Linked DNA regions of Homo sapiens: region 1 is linked to region 2. Evidence: chromatin loops called from intact Hi-C (ENCODE). Cell type or tissue: PC-3. All regions are shown on one strand. Each heading gives the region's core, and the rest is flanking DNA. Links, peaks and the distances in the headings are about the cores only.

Evidence for each region. Hi-C counts contacts between places; a loop is a spot of excess contacts. Peaks named below come from ENCODE experiments on the same cell type or tissue, not always from the same donor. Only the 100,000 strongest peaks of a DNase experiment are listed, where the experiment ranks them.
Region 1: a loop joins it to region 2, with 2.8 times the contacts of the local background. A loop is called at or near these places in 2 of 110 quality-filtered maps.

Annotation. Positions count from the first base shown.
Region 1 is chr3:78,975,735-78,980,139 of GRCh38, forward strand. All of the region lies in intron 3 of ROBO1 (roundabout guidance receptor 1), which reads right to left. Among named protein-coding and RNA genes, the nearest start is that of MIR3923, 530 kb to the right of the region's middle. In PC-3, for the core only: CTCF peaks have their summits at 2,504 (motif pointing left) and 2,704; no DNase peak of the experiment used is centred there.
Region 2 is chr3:78,765,210-78,769,614 of GRCh38, forward strand. The region is part of intron 4 of ROBO1 (roundabout guidance receptor 1); the gene reads right to left. Among named protein-coding and RNA genes, the nearest start is that of LINC02077, 720 kb to the left of the region's middle. In PC-3, for the core only: no CTCF peak of the experiment used is centred there; no DNase peak of the experiment used is centred there; H3K4me3 peaks cover 1,052 bases; H3K27ac peaks cover 1,012 bases.

The DNA.
Region 1 (4,405 bases), core at 133-4,132, 210 kb after region 2:
ATATGTGATTACATAAGCACTGAAATTAATTCGTCCACCTCTTCCATAGCCCAAGGTATTCTGCAACAAATACAAAAAGGAAGAAAAAAGTACCAACTCTTAAGTGGTGAACATAATTATGTTTCTATATTCATGTGATATTGCAGACCATTATTTCCTAACATTCAACTTTGATCCTGAAAATGCTTTACTTGGTTTAAGGCAGCATAAAGACCTTTACTCAACAAATACTTAAAATATACAGCATAACGTAAAAGTCAGCCTAATTTTGTTCTTTTGTTAATTGTGTTCTTGTTTTTGTGTTTTCTAAATCCTAAGTTTAATCAGAATTGGTTCTTCATTCTATTAATAGGCTATGGCATCGAATAAGTGCTAAGCAAAACAGACTCAGTGCAATACACATGTTAGAACTGCTCCAGAAAGCGCAGTCTCAAAATCAAGAGCAAAGAATTAAGGCACAGTACTGAGAAATAACAGTGGCAAGAAAAAAATGGATCTTCATCCTATACTATGCAACTGAGACTCAGGGTCATCCTGCATCCCAAAGTTCAGACAGGAGCAGTTACCTGAAGAATAGAGGAAAAGGATAAAGTAGCCCTAAATCATGTAGTTTCATTAGTACTGTTAGTGCCCACCCACTTCTTGAGCCTGACCTGAGGCTGTCTCCACTGTGCCGGTGAGTCTTTGCGCTTATCAGGAACCTATGAGACTGGAGATCCCTCAGGATTCCAGCCTTCTGTCTGCCCAGATTTACATGCAGCCTATATTTTCGGACAGAGCTTCTGGCTTAAGGCACATAACAAGCCAATTCTTACCTTTATGGTACCCCACAAACCCCTCACTAATTGTCAACAAACTCTTGGCCCTTTTCTGTCTCTCTACAGCAGCATTTGCCCAATTTTAGTTCTATCTCAATCCTATGCTGATTCTGTATTTTCATCAGTAACTAACTGAACCTATATACTATATATACAGCTATTCCTTTTTGAAGTCTTTCTTCACTTAATATAACCAAGGGTGTATTCCTTCATTGTGAGAACACTAATAATGAGTCCAGCAATTAAAGCACATGAGATAACCCTATGCATAAGAGAGCAAAAACAATATATTAATTTTCTCCAAAACGTCTTTAAAGACCACTATATATGGTTGCCATGTAAACTGCACAAATTATAGCAAACCTACGTATTACCTCCTTACATTTCAATGATAAAATCAGAACTTTGTGTAACACCAAGTGCCATTTTCTTTAAATTTCTTCATGCTATTTGAAAAGGGGATTCAACTAGAACTTTAAAACAAAACTCAAAATTGGTAAAACAAAAACAAAAACAAGAACAAACAAACAAAAAACACTTCTTTCTCTTGTAAAATAACTATGGCCATTTAAGCAGAATATTTCCAATTTTCTACAGATTAAATCCCAAACCACTTACCTTGTCAGTTAAAATCATCCACAACCTCATCTCAGTCTATCTTTTTAAACCTCAATTCCCACAGTTTTCCTCTAATTTAGAAAAATCAGATTACTCACTGAGATTCCCACATGCTTTGCTTTTTACTCACACACTTCCCTCATCCTAGAATTTCCTTTTCTTTCCCATTACTCTCCTTTTTACTCTCTTCTTCAAGATATATGATTAATTAAAATAACTTTTTCTGGCTTGAAATGATTTCTTCCTGAAATGTTTTAAATCATTTTCCTTTGTTCTCTGGAATAATTACTTAAATTGAATAGAATATTTATTTTCTTCTCTCAAACAGCAATGTAACCTCCTTAAGAACAGGAACAGAAATTTTTACATTTTCATATTCTAACTGTAGCAATTAGCAAAGGATCTTGATTCAAGCAGTCAATATATATATAATATATATTTTAAAAAAAAAGATTATTCCGTAAGCTACACTGAAAAGAAATAATGGAAAGTATAAAGGAAACTAACCATGAGAAAATAAAATCTCCTGATCCACCTAGAAATATATACCACAATGTTAGTGTCACACATTTGGAGGTTCCTTACTCCTACTCACTGAGGTATGCACTACTGCTCACACTGGTAATTAGGATCACTTAGGACCTTACTGAAACTCTCACCAGTCTCTGTAGGCTGAGAAAAACTACTTAACAGTCTATTAATGTTTTTAATATCTATATAGTAAGCTGTTTTAATGTATATAAATGAATTTAAAAATAATTATAATAGTGCCATCTAAACTGGCAAGACAAAATGTCCTGCTAATTATTTTTAAACATTACCAACACATTAACCATAAACTGCATGTATTCAAATCTGCAATATGCAGCTCCAGAATCTTAGTTATTTTTGCTCTTTTTTCAAATACAGAAGAGTCTCAGTCTAGTTAGTTAAAGATTTCAAAAATTATCAGATTGAATTGACTGTAGATGATATTTTGATTTCAGATTTACACATTATAAATGACCTATTGGTTCACAGATTAAAAAAACCAGTAAACATATATGCTTCCATCTAGTGGCCAATTCAATTAACCAAGGTAGTGGGGGGATGGAGAAATGAAGAGGGAAATCCATGTGTAACTTGCAATCTCCTTTCAACCAAATAACCCTGTCCTCCTTGGACCAAGTTTCTAGACTAGGTGTCTTCAGTTTTTACTTCTTCCATAGACTGCTGCTTTACATTTGTTTGAAATGCTGAGAAATGACAACACTGGTATTAATAATACTAATGGCGACAGGCACTTTGGGAGTCCTTATTGAACGCCAGGCACCACACACAGTATTGCCCATATTATCCCTAAGCTTCACAGTGACATTATAAAGTAGGTAATATTATCCTCATCTTGAAGGTAGAGAAACCGAGACTCAAAGAGGTGAAGGACTTTCCCTAATGTCCCATACTAGTTAGCAGCACAGGGATTCAATTCACATCCAGGTCTAGTTCTGCTGGTGCAGAGCCTTGTACTTTTTCCATAATATTCTGCACGATTAAAAGGAAGTACAGTATATAAAAAAGAAGTAAAGGGCCAGATGATCCTAAAATAGATCTTCGCTCTCAATAATGAAAATCTGACTTTACTTAAACTGAATGAGTTAATTTTAAAGTTCTGTAGACTGTATTCCCACCATCTCCCTCCCAGCTGAGGTCAGATACAGCTAGAAATCTATTCTCCAACTATTTACAAACCTCCTTATCAACATTAGTACTCTTCAAGTTCTGACATCTCCCTTCAGGGCAGAAGTATTTATTTAATTATCAAGTACAGCTTGAGGAACATCAGGCTCTTATTCATGGTTAAGTAATTAAAAACGGAAAACACATCACCAAGTGCCTAATATATGCAAGTATGAATTGGTTCAATTGGTGAATGTTTCCCCAGACTGCATTTGTTTCTTATGGACGGGTGCTGTGTTCCTGTCCATGCCTCATGGCTTTCAGGGTTTGCTAATTAGTGCTTTCCTAATCCCATTCAGAAAACTAGAGCAAGTTTGTGCCATTCCCCTTCCATAAATGAGTGGTCACTGAGATTAGGTCAAGCCAGCTCAGCCTACAATAGCATCCTTAATCAGCCAACGTGAAATAAAAATGAGGAAAAAATCCGGGCTTTTATCTCACACTGTCTTTGGAGCTAATTAAAATGCACAGGCTCTTCCTGCCGTTACAACCCTGCTGTTCCATACACTAATAAGGCAACAAAAGGTGCTGAAAGCAATGGACTGAATAATTGTTGAAATTTACAGTCCCTTTAAGGAAACTGTTAAAAGATTTCTGTCTCCTCAGCAATGTAGATAAAATTCTGACAAAGTATCACTAAGTAAGATCTCTCACATTTATATTAAGAATCTCAGAGATTTGGGGAAACTTAGGATACTATAAATTGATGACTGTTTTTCCTGACACTGTTTTACTTCTTTAGCTTTCAACCCCCTTTACTAACCAAAGAGTTAAAACAACACTATGTTCATTGAAATCTGTCCCCAGAGTGCAGAGGGAGCTCTGCTGTTTTAAGGGGGTCTATGAAAGCCCCCTGGCATAAGAAACAAAAAGGTGGGAGGGGGAAGTGAGAGAAGACAGGATGCGGGCAGAAGGAAAGAAAATGAATACACACACAAACACACACACACACACACGAGATCTACTTGGGCTCACACCCTTCCTAGTCATTTTACCCGCCAAAAATAAATCCTTAAATTAATAATCAACAGTAATAAAACTGCTTTCTAAAATAGAAAAAGCTTTTGATCTTCCTGTTCCCTGCCTCAGGGTATTCCTTATATTTATTAAAACGCACCTTGAGCATGTTACAAGTAAAACAATAATTTCCTACACTTTAATACATGTACAAGCATATAATTTAAGAAAACATTTGCCGAGGGACACCATATGTTCCAAACACATATATTCAATTAAATTAATGTTATAATTAT
Region 2 (4,405 bases), core at 67-4,066:
AAGTCTTGCAGGGAAGGCAGGTGACTCTTTTATTTGGAACTGGGTCCACCCTAAAGTTTTGATTATATTTACAAGACAGAACATCCTAATCTTCAAAGATTCATTCATTTGTAAGTCAAGCTTCATAAAAGGATGAAATGATTATTTTAAATATTTTTTAAAAAAATATAGAAACATAAAATTTATTATTAAATATAAACTTGCCTTCAATAAAATATTTTAATTCAACATATATAGCAACCTCAGTTGATTAAGAAATTACATTAAAGTAAAACAATATTATCTTTAAAACTTGAAAAAAAGACACTTCATGAAGATAGTGCTTTTACTAAGCGAAAGAGTAGGAGATACACTGCCCACAAAGAGGGAAACAAAATAAAGTATATTTTTAGATTATTATGGTGAGCACTAATATCTAACAGGCTAGCATACTAATAAAGTGGTCATTCAAAATGCTGTGTACTGTAAGATAAATATATGAGCAAGGCAAAGGGATCCAGTCTCATTTTATCGTGCACTTTAATAGAGGACAAAGCTAGTTAAACAGATGGCACTCAGGATTTCTCAATGAATTCAGCATCTGTGTGTACATGTTGCATAAATGCCAATTAAAATGTGTCCGAGTAAATTTACATCCCTTGCTGATAGATAGTAAGCCAATCTTGCTGGCTCAGGATCAAGGTTAAACTTAATCATCTGCTGAACTTTCAGCAAGTTGCTCTCAAATTGTACAGAAATTCCCAGTGAAATAATAAAAACAGAACTCCTATTGATTTGTATTTATTTACATTCATAACTCATTTCTGCAGCCTTGGGCTAGAGCTCAAAGGGAAAAAAGTTACTATTTGTATGACTTGGCCAAGTATACTTTTGACCACATTTCCAACAAATACCTCTTTGATTAAAATGCCGGCCTGAATAAATTTTCCTAACCTCCTCCTTGCAACTTCCCAGTTGAAATAATTTTGTTTAAAAATGATCCTTTCAAAATGATCTTGAACAAAGGAAAAAGGCAGGTAGCAGTAGGTCTATTATTTATATAGCAGGGAACAGAGCATCTGCCTCAGATTGACAGGCAGCCATGAAATTAACAGAAGCAATTCTTCCTAGAAGAATATAAAAATGGCTTCCCCTGACATTTTAAAAATACTGCTTTGCTTTAGTACCCCAACCCCAACCCCCAGTACATTTGTACTCACATAAAGCTTGGTCGCTGTTGGTGTATAGAAGACCTACTGATTTGTGTACATTAATCTTGTATCCGGAAATTTTGCTGAATTCTTTTATCAGTTCTAGGAGCTTTCTGGAGGAGACTTTACGGTTTTTTTAGGTAAACAATCATATCCTCAGCAAACAGTGACAATTTGACTTTCTCTTTACTGATTTGGATGCCCTTTATTTCTTTCTCTTGACTGATTGCTCTGGCTAGGACTTCCAGTACTATGTTGAAGAGGAATGGTGAGAGTGGGCATCCTTGTCTTGTTCCCGTTCTCATAGCGAATACTTTCAGCTTCTCTTCATTCAGTATTATGTTGGCTGTGGGTTCGTCATAGATGGCTTTTATTACATTAAGGTATGTCCCTTGTATGCCAATCTTGCTGAGAGTTTTAATCATAAAGGAAAGCTGGATTTTGTCAGATGCTTTTTCTGCATCTATTGAGATGATCATTTGATTTTTATTGTTAATTCTGTTTATATGGTGTATCGCATTGACTGGCTTGCATATGTTAAGCCATCCCTGCTTCCCTGGTATGAAACCCACTTGATCATGGTGGATTATCTGTCGGACATGTTGTTGGATTCAGTTAGCTACAATTTTGTTAAGGATTTTAGCATCTGTGTTCATCAATGATATAGGTCTATAGTTTCCTTTTTTGGTAATATCCTTTCCTGGTTTTGGTATTAGCGTGATGCTGGCTTCATAGAATGAATTAGGGAGGGTTCCTTCTTTTTCTGTCTTGTGGAATAGTGTCAAAAGGATTGGTACCAATTCTTCTTTAAATGTCTGGTAGAATTCTGCTGTGAATCCGTCTGGTCCTGGACTTTTTTTTTTTGTCGGTAATTTATTTTATTTTATTTTTTGAGGCAGGGTCTCACCCAGGCTGGAGTGCAGTGGCATGATTTTGGCTCACTGCAACCTCCACCTCCTGGGGTCAAGCGATTCTCCTGCCTCAACCTCCTGAGTAGCTGGGATTACAGGCACTCACTACCACACCTGGATAATTTTTGTACTTTTGGTAGAGACGAGGTTTCACCATGTTGACCAGGCTGGTCTCGAACTCCTGGCCTCAAGCGACTCACCTGCTTTGGCCTCCCAAAATGCTGGGATTACAGGCATGAGCCACTGTGCCCAGCCTGTTGGTAATTTTTTAATTACCATTTCAATCTCACTCCTTGTTGTTGGTCTGTTCAGGGTATCTAATTTTTCCTGATTTAAGCTAGAAGGGTTGTATTTTCCCAAGAATTTATCCATCTCTTCTAGGTTTTCTAGTTTATGTGTGGAAAGGTGTTCATAGTAACCTCAAATGATCTTTTGTATTTCAGTGGTGTCAGTTATAGTATCTCCTGTTTTGTTTCTTAGTGAGGTTATTTGGATTTTCTTTCTTTTTTTTCTTGGTTAATATTGCTAATGGTCTATCGATTTTATTGATGTTTTAAAAGAACTAGCTTTTGGTTTCATTTATCTTTTGTATTTTTTTGTTTCAATTTTATTTAGTTCTGCTATAATCTTGGTTATTTCCTTTCTTCTGCTGGGTTTGGGTTTGGTTTGTTCTTGTTTCTCTAGTTCCTTGAGGTGTGACCTTAGATTGTGTGTTGGTGCTCTTTCAGACTTTTTGATGTAGGCATTTAGGGCTATGAACTTTCCTCTTAGCACTGCCTTTGCTGTATCCCAGAGGTTTTGATAGGTTGTATCATTATCATCATTCAGTTTGAAGAGTTTTAAAATTTCCATCTTGATTTCGTTTTTGACCAAATGCTCATTCAGGAGCAGGTTATTTAATTTCCATGCATTTGCCTGGTTGTGAATTTTTTTTGGGGGGTGGGGTGGAGTCGATTTTCAGTTTTATTCCACTGTGGTCTGAGAGACTGCTTGATATAATTTCAATTTTCTTAAATTTTTTTTTTTACTTTGAAAAATTTTAATACTTTATGTACTTACAATAAGAAAATAAAGTGAGGAATTATAAACTTTAAAAAAATATATGTTCCTGCTCATTATAGATGGGTTGTAAAATCATGAATAGTAGAGACAGAAAAAGAAAAAAAATACATTCATGACAATTTTCCCTCCTATAATATATAATCATTATTAGCATGGTTTGATGTTTTTCTATTTCTATATGTACTTGCCTGCTTGTGATTGTGTGTCTGGTATGTTAAAATCAATATACATAGACATGTACATATATATTGTTGAAGGCAATGTGGCAGTATGTTCTTTTTTTTTTTTATTATTATACTTTAAGTTTTAGGGTACATGTGCACATTGTGCAGGTTAGTTACATATGTATACATGTGCCATGCTGGTGCGCTGGTGCGCTGCACCCACTAACTCGTCATCTAGCATTAGGTATATCTCCCAATGCTATCCCTCCCCCCTCCCCCCACCCCACCACAGTCCCCAGAGTGTGATATTCCCCTTCCTGTGTCCATGTGATCTCATTGTTCAATTCCCACCTATGAGTGAGAATATGCGGTGTTTGGTTTTTTGTTCTTGCGATAGTTTACTGAGAATGATGATTTCCAATTTATTGAGGCTCGTTTTATAGCCTATCATATGGTCTGTCTTGGAGAATGTTCCATGGGCTGTTGAATGCGTATTCTGCAGTTGTTGGATGAGATGTTCTGTACATATCTGTCAAGTACATTTGTTCCAGGGTATAGTTTACATCCATTGTTTCTTTGTTGACTTTCTGTCTTGATAGCCTGTCTAGTGCTGTCAGTGGAGTATTGAAGTCCACCACTATTATTGTGTTGCTCTCCATCTCATTTCTTAGGTCTATTAGTAATTGTTTTATAAATTTGGGAGCTCCAGTGTTAGGTGCATACATGTTTAGGATTGTGATATTTTCCTGTTGGACAAGGCCTTTTACCATTATATAATGTCCCTCTTTGTCTCTTTTAACCACTGTTGCTTTAAAGTTTGTTTTGTCTGATATAAGAATAGCTACTCCTGCTCGCTTTTGGTGTCCATTTGCATGAAATGCCTTTTTCCACCCTTTAAGTTTGTGTGAGTCCTTTTGTGTTAGGTGAGTCTCCTGAAGGCAGTAGATGGTTGGTGAGTTCTTATCCATTCTGTGGGTCTGTATCTTTTAAGTGGAACATTTAGGCCATTTACATTCAATGTTAGTATTGAGATGTGAGGTGCCATTGCTTTCATTGTGCTTTTTGTTGCCAGTGTACT